Regions from separate parts of the Mus musculus genome. Here region 1 is linked to region 2. The links are chromatin contacts, found by POLR2A ChIA-PET in ENCODE. All regions are on one chromosome and are shown on one strand. The core of a region is the stretch at or near the end of the contact, and the rest is flanking DNA. Distances in the headings are between cores, read along the strand shown.

The links. ChIA-PET counts read pairs that join two places held with the same protein, here RNA polymerase II (POLR2A).
Region 1: POLR2A ChIA-PET joins it to region 2 with 13 read pairs in Patski. The contact joins the enhancer-like site here to the promoter of Zbtb1 in region 2. POLR2A ChIA-PET finds 5 or more read pairs at or near these places in 2 of 5 experiments (Patski and embryonic stem cell).

Annotation. Positions count from the first base shown.
Region 1 is chr12:76,506,526-76,509,225 of GRCm38, forward strand. No RefSeq gene overlaps it. Among named protein-coding and RNA genes, the nearest start is that of Gm40445, 16 kb to the right of the region's middle. Within about 2 kb of position 1,368, at least 3 of the 3 ENCODE cell types and tissues checked have a DNase peak (open chromatin) inside an H3K27ac peak, as active enhancers do.
Region 2 is chr12:76,369,216-76,371,915 of GRCm38, forward strand. Zbtb1 (zinc finger and BTB domain containing 1) reads left to right here and starts at 1,305. Exons shown (of 2, transcript NM_178744.3): 1 at 1,305-1,515. Zbtb25 (zinc finger and BTB domain containing 25) reads right to left here and starts at 345. Exons shown (of 3, transcript NM_028356.2): 1 at 225-345.

The DNA.
Region 1 (2,700 bases), core at 118-2,617, 140 kb after region 2:
ACTAGGATCTGCTAGGACTGTGTGGCTCACAGAGGGAGAAGGCGCTGTTTTTTTTTTTCTTCTGAGGCCATGTGAATAGGGCAGACGGAGCACATAGTTTCCATGGCATAATCTCAGGATAAAGCCCTATGTGTCTGTAGGGGAGGGAGAAGGAGAGGCCCCTTGGCCCAGCCTGGCTCAGGACTGGGCAGGAACCCAGCAGGCCCTGTTCCCTCCCAATTCCTGCAGGGTCTGGAGCCACAGGAGGGAGGAGAGGCTGTGCCTGGCTTCCCAGGGCTTTTGGAAGCTCCTTTGGTGGATGATTGCAAAGAGGGTGTTGGTTCTTCCAGATGCCTAGAGAGGAGGAGACAGTGGGAACCTCCAGAGAACTGGGCTGGTCCCAGGCTCAGAGAGAACCGTGGGAGGCAAAGCAGAGGCAGGCAGAGGAGGCTCTCCTTGTGTACACTTCATGACCCTCTCCCAGCAACAGAGAGATGACAAAGGGACAAATTGTAGGAGGGGGAAAAACATGGCAAAGTCATTGCCTGGAATGATTTTAGGCAGTGCACTAAATATTATCTCCTGATGGAGATTCTTGCTGGAGAAGAGGGCTCTGTAAAAAGAGATTCTCCCCTCCACGCCTCCTGACGCTTCATAGGCCGAAGACAAGGAACCAGGCACAGGGGTCTCCCTTTAATAATGACAAGGTGCAGATCTCCTACTAGACTGGTAGTTCTCAACTTCCCTAAGGCTGTGACCTCTTAATGCAGTTCCTCATGTGGTGGTGATCCCAACCATATAGTTATTGTCATTGCATCTTCATAACTGTAACTTTGCTACTGTTATGAATCATAATGTAATGTAAATATCTGATATGCAGGAGATGTGATATGCAACACCCAAAGGGACCGTGACCCACACACAGGTTGAGAGCCGCTGTACTAGACGGATGCTTTGCTGTCCTTCCCACGTGTGGAGCAATACAAACTCCAGATCAGATAGCAGTGTATTCAATCTCCATACGGCCTTGTCTCCAGTCGGATGGAAACTATGCCTTATCTTCAGTTTTGCGCTAAATCATTAGTAGTAACTGCCTCAGGGGGGAAAGACTTTAACCCAAGAACTCTGACTCCACACCTCTGCTCCTAACCACCAAGTTTCCTAACAGATGTTCTGGGTTTGGGTTGAGAGTCCCTTCACAGCAGGGGAAATGTTTCTACAGCTCTGACTTAATGGAGGTTGTCCCGAAGCATCCGCCTCAGCCTGCATCTCTTTGCTACCTTGACTCCTCCAGGCAGCTGAGACTGAGGGTTACAGGGACCCTGTCCCCTGAGAGTGGCTCTCTTTGTACATTTGCTGTCATGGACTGGGTGGAAGCCCCAGGCTGTAGAGGTTGCTCAAGACAATCGAGCCTTTCTGAGAGGCGAGCTTCACTACGAGTCTCAGGACACAGCTGACAGACACAATGCCCTCTCTCTCCAGTAAGGCAGAAAGGCGTATTATTGCAGGTCTGGTGACTCCAGCCTCACTGACTGCAATGTTTATGGTCTGTACACCCCCCTTAGAGGTACCTCCCTAGCTAGGAGTTATAGCCAGGGGCCTGGTAGGGACAGTGTTTAGTGGCTCAGGGTCTGGATGTCCTTTCCTTAGGCTCTGCTCCCTGTCAGGCCTTTCCGCTCAGACTAGTCTCCTTCTCCTCCCATCCCAGGAGCAGGCTCTTTGGCCTAGGCCATATCTCATTGGCTACAGGCTTTTAGTTTTGTAAAGATTTATTTCTATTTTATGTATATGGGTGGTTTTGACTGTCTGTCTGTCTGTCTGTCTGTCTGTCTGTATACCACATGTTTAGAATGCCATCCATCAGAGGCCAGAAGAAGGCACTGGATCCTCTAGAACTGTGGCTACAGATGGTTGTTAGCATCCACGAGGAGGCTTTGCAACCACCCTGGTCCTCTGCAAGAGCAGCCAGTGTTCTTAACCACTGAGCCGTCTCTCTAGCCCTAATCTTGTTTTCTTAAAGATGTATTTTTACTCTGTGTGTGTGTTTGTGTGTACATCCCATGTGTCTGAGTGCCCACGGAGGTCAGAAGAGGGCATCAGGAGCCGGGCGTGGTGGCGCACGCCTTTAATCCCAGCACTCAGGAGGCAGAGGCAAGTGGATTTCTAAGTTCGAGGCCAGCCCCTGGTCTACAGAGTGAGTTCCAGGACAGCCAGGGCTACACAGAGAAACCCTGTCTTGAAAAACCAAAAAAAAAAAAAAAAAAAAAAAAAAGAAGAAGAGGGCATCAGATCTCTTGAAGCTGATGGTAGTGACCTCCCACCCAGTATGGATGCTGGAATATAGAACTTACATCCTCCAGAGGTGCACTTAACCACTGAGCCACCTCTCCAGTCCATTGAACCCAGCATGCTCTCCCCAGGATGACCTTTCTTTTCTTTCTTTCTTTTTTTTTTTTTCCCCCCTCCTGGCATCTCCTGTTTGGACTCTGTAAGTTGGAGGAATTTGGTCATCAGGAATTTTGACAAAGACCCTGGAAATGGCTTTGTTCTTAATAAGAACCACGGCATGGGTTATTAAGCCTGTAGCATGTGCTGGCACACAGCCAACTACTCCCAATAGTTCCACAGCTCAGGGTACCCTTGACTACGCTGAGAACCATTGGTCTGGAACTTGATGGCAAGGCCAAATGGTGGAGCCCACGTCAAGCTCAGAAAGCGTCT
Region 2 (2,700 bases), core at 55-2,554:
GGCCCACGGCCAGGGGCGGCTCCGCGCGCCCAGCACTCGCTCGCCGTTGCTAATGTCCTCCTTGGGCCCTGACTGACATCTCCAACGGACCAAAAACAGCACCCCTCTCCCCGGCTACTTGCATCTGTCCCGCGACGGGTGCAGCTGCAGCCGCCGCCCGGGCGGCTCGCGGCGGGAGGGACTGAGCCCGGAGCAGCCCACAGGGGCAGGGCCGCGTTGCTTACCCAGACTCCGCCGCGGCGGCGGACTGGCGGGCGGGCTTCTCTGTGCGGGAGGGGCGGGCTCCCGCGCGGCGCACACCACGCGGCTGCGCCCGCTCACGCACCCGGCGGGCTGCTCTCGCGCGGCTTCCCGCGCCCGGCCCACGTGACCGGACTGCCGGGAAGCGAGCGGCACCCCGGCTAGTGTGCGTGCCTGCCTGCGTGCGTGCGTGCGTGCGCGCGCGCCTGCCTGCCCGCCCGAGTGGCCAAGGCGGGGGTCGGCCCCGCGCTCCGGGCGCGCCTCTGCCACGGTCCCCAGTCGTGACTGGAGGCGGAAGTGTGGGGACAAGTTCGAGCGTCACTGGCTCCCCACACGTCTTGGCGTGACCTGGGAACTTTCCCCGGCGTGTGCAAAAAAAAAAAAAAAAAAAAAACCCAAAAAACAAAAAAAAACCACGGGTGCCCCCTCGGCCCTGGGTGGGGACGGGCAAGGATGCACCGGCGTCTGGCGCGGGAGGGGGACGAGGGCGCGGGGCAGGCAGCCACATGCGGCGGGAGCCAGGGAGGGAGGCGGGCCGGGCGGGGCATGGCGGGGGAAGTGACTCAGGCCCGAGGCTGGCGGGCCCACGCGAAGAGGAGTCGGGGGGCACGGAGGACCCCGAGCGGACAGGCTTTAGGCTGGACGGGACGAGAGTGTCACCCCCCCCTCCAGGCGTCCAGGGTGGAGCGCGGGGGCGGGTCCAACTGCGGGGCCCTGCGGGACAGGGGTCTGACATCTGGGTAGAGGGCGATCGGCATCCAGCCCTGGGGGAGTCGGGAGGATCCCAGTGGCGTCCAGCTGTGCAAACAGGAGGAGGGCCAAGCCGACTCCGGGGAGAGGGGCGACAGTGCTGCTCCAGCCGCCGCCGCCCGGGCGCCCGCGCTGCGGGCAGTGCCAGCCTCCCCGGCCCGACGCAGAAACTTGTTGCAACCAACAGGCGACCGCGGGTGCCCCTAGCCGCCAGCGGCGGAGTGGGTGGGCGGGCGAGAGGGAGGGGAAGGCTGGCGGACGCCGCCGCGAACTGGTGGGCAGACCCGGAGTCGCCGCGTAAGCGGGGCCGGCTCAGTGCGGTGCGGCAGGCGCGGCTGTGCGGCAGCGGAAGTCCTTTGTTGCAGCGCAGTCCCTGGCAGAGCCCGGAGTGTCTCGGCGCAGCCCAGCCGAGCGCCGCGCGCCGTCAACTGCAGCCCGCAGCCCCTCGCCTCCGCCCGCCTTCCCAGCGGCTCCGCTGCCCTCAACTCCATAAAACCTCCGCAGCCGCGCGTCCCACCGCGCCCGGTGAGTAGCTGCCAGTCGTCGGGGCCATTTGCGCAACTTTGGCCGAAGCTGGGCCACGGGCCTGGCGGAGTGCGTGGCCGAGGCGGCGCCGACCGGTGCGGGGAGCCGGAGCGTGGAAAGCGCGCGGCGAGGAGCCGGTGGCGGGGGTCTGCCGAGCGGCTTCGCTCGGGGCCGGCCGTCAGTCCGGTGCGCGCGGCCTCTCCGGGTTCCGGACGAATCCCCTCTCCAGACGACTTCCCAAATTACTTCTTTTCCCTTTATTTTATTTTGTGCTGGGGGGGTGGGGGGAGGGGAGGTGGAGGCGGGAGGCCGCGCTTGATTGACGGGCCCAGAGCGCGCTTCGCTAACTTCCAGCTGCGGCTGGGCGGCCGGTGGGAGGGGAGCGTCCCGGAGCCGGAGGCCGCAGACTTGGGCGCGCTCCGAGGGAGGAGGCGGCTGGGCCGCGCGGATTCCTGCTTCGCTCTTTCCCACCCCCGCTCCTCAGCACACACGCTTTTTGTTCGGGTCCAAAGTGGTAGGTCTCGGGGGTTTGGGGGGTTTTCTGTGTACGAGATCCTCCCCCCCGCCCCCCGAGTCCCGAGAAGAAAGTGCTTTTTGCCTCCAGTGGTGGGCGCTTACAAGTAGAAGTTCTGGTGGAGGCGGTGAGCTAGTTGGGTGGCGATCTGGAGTCCTTGCTGCTGAAGCGTGCAGGCGTGGATCTGGGCTCAGCCGCCGCTCCCAGGCTCCCTTTCCACCTTAGCCACTCGTCCACGTGATCTGAGGGCTTGACAAGACATTTTCCAACTCGGACGGGTCTAGAACAGGTTAATGAAAGTCCTTGTTTTCTGGGGATAGGGTTTTGTATGTGTGTGATCATGTTCCCAAATCGAATGTCGCTGTGACGGTACATGTAGATTCTCCACTGGTCAGACTGTATTTCCGTACAGTATGAATCGCTGCGGCAACATTTTCCCCTTTGACACTGGAATCCACAAAGCGTTCCAAGCATTTCCCCCCGACCCCCACCCCGTTTTGAGACAAGGTCTGGCTAGGTAGCCCAGGATCGCTTGGATATAATTCTCCTGCCTCAGGAAATCCTAAATTTTGGGGTGATAGGCTTGTTCTGAGGCTTTCCAAGACCACTTAGAATTTCTTGAGCCGAAGTTTGAGGCACCCTGAAGTCGACTGGGGAAATCGATGTAGTTC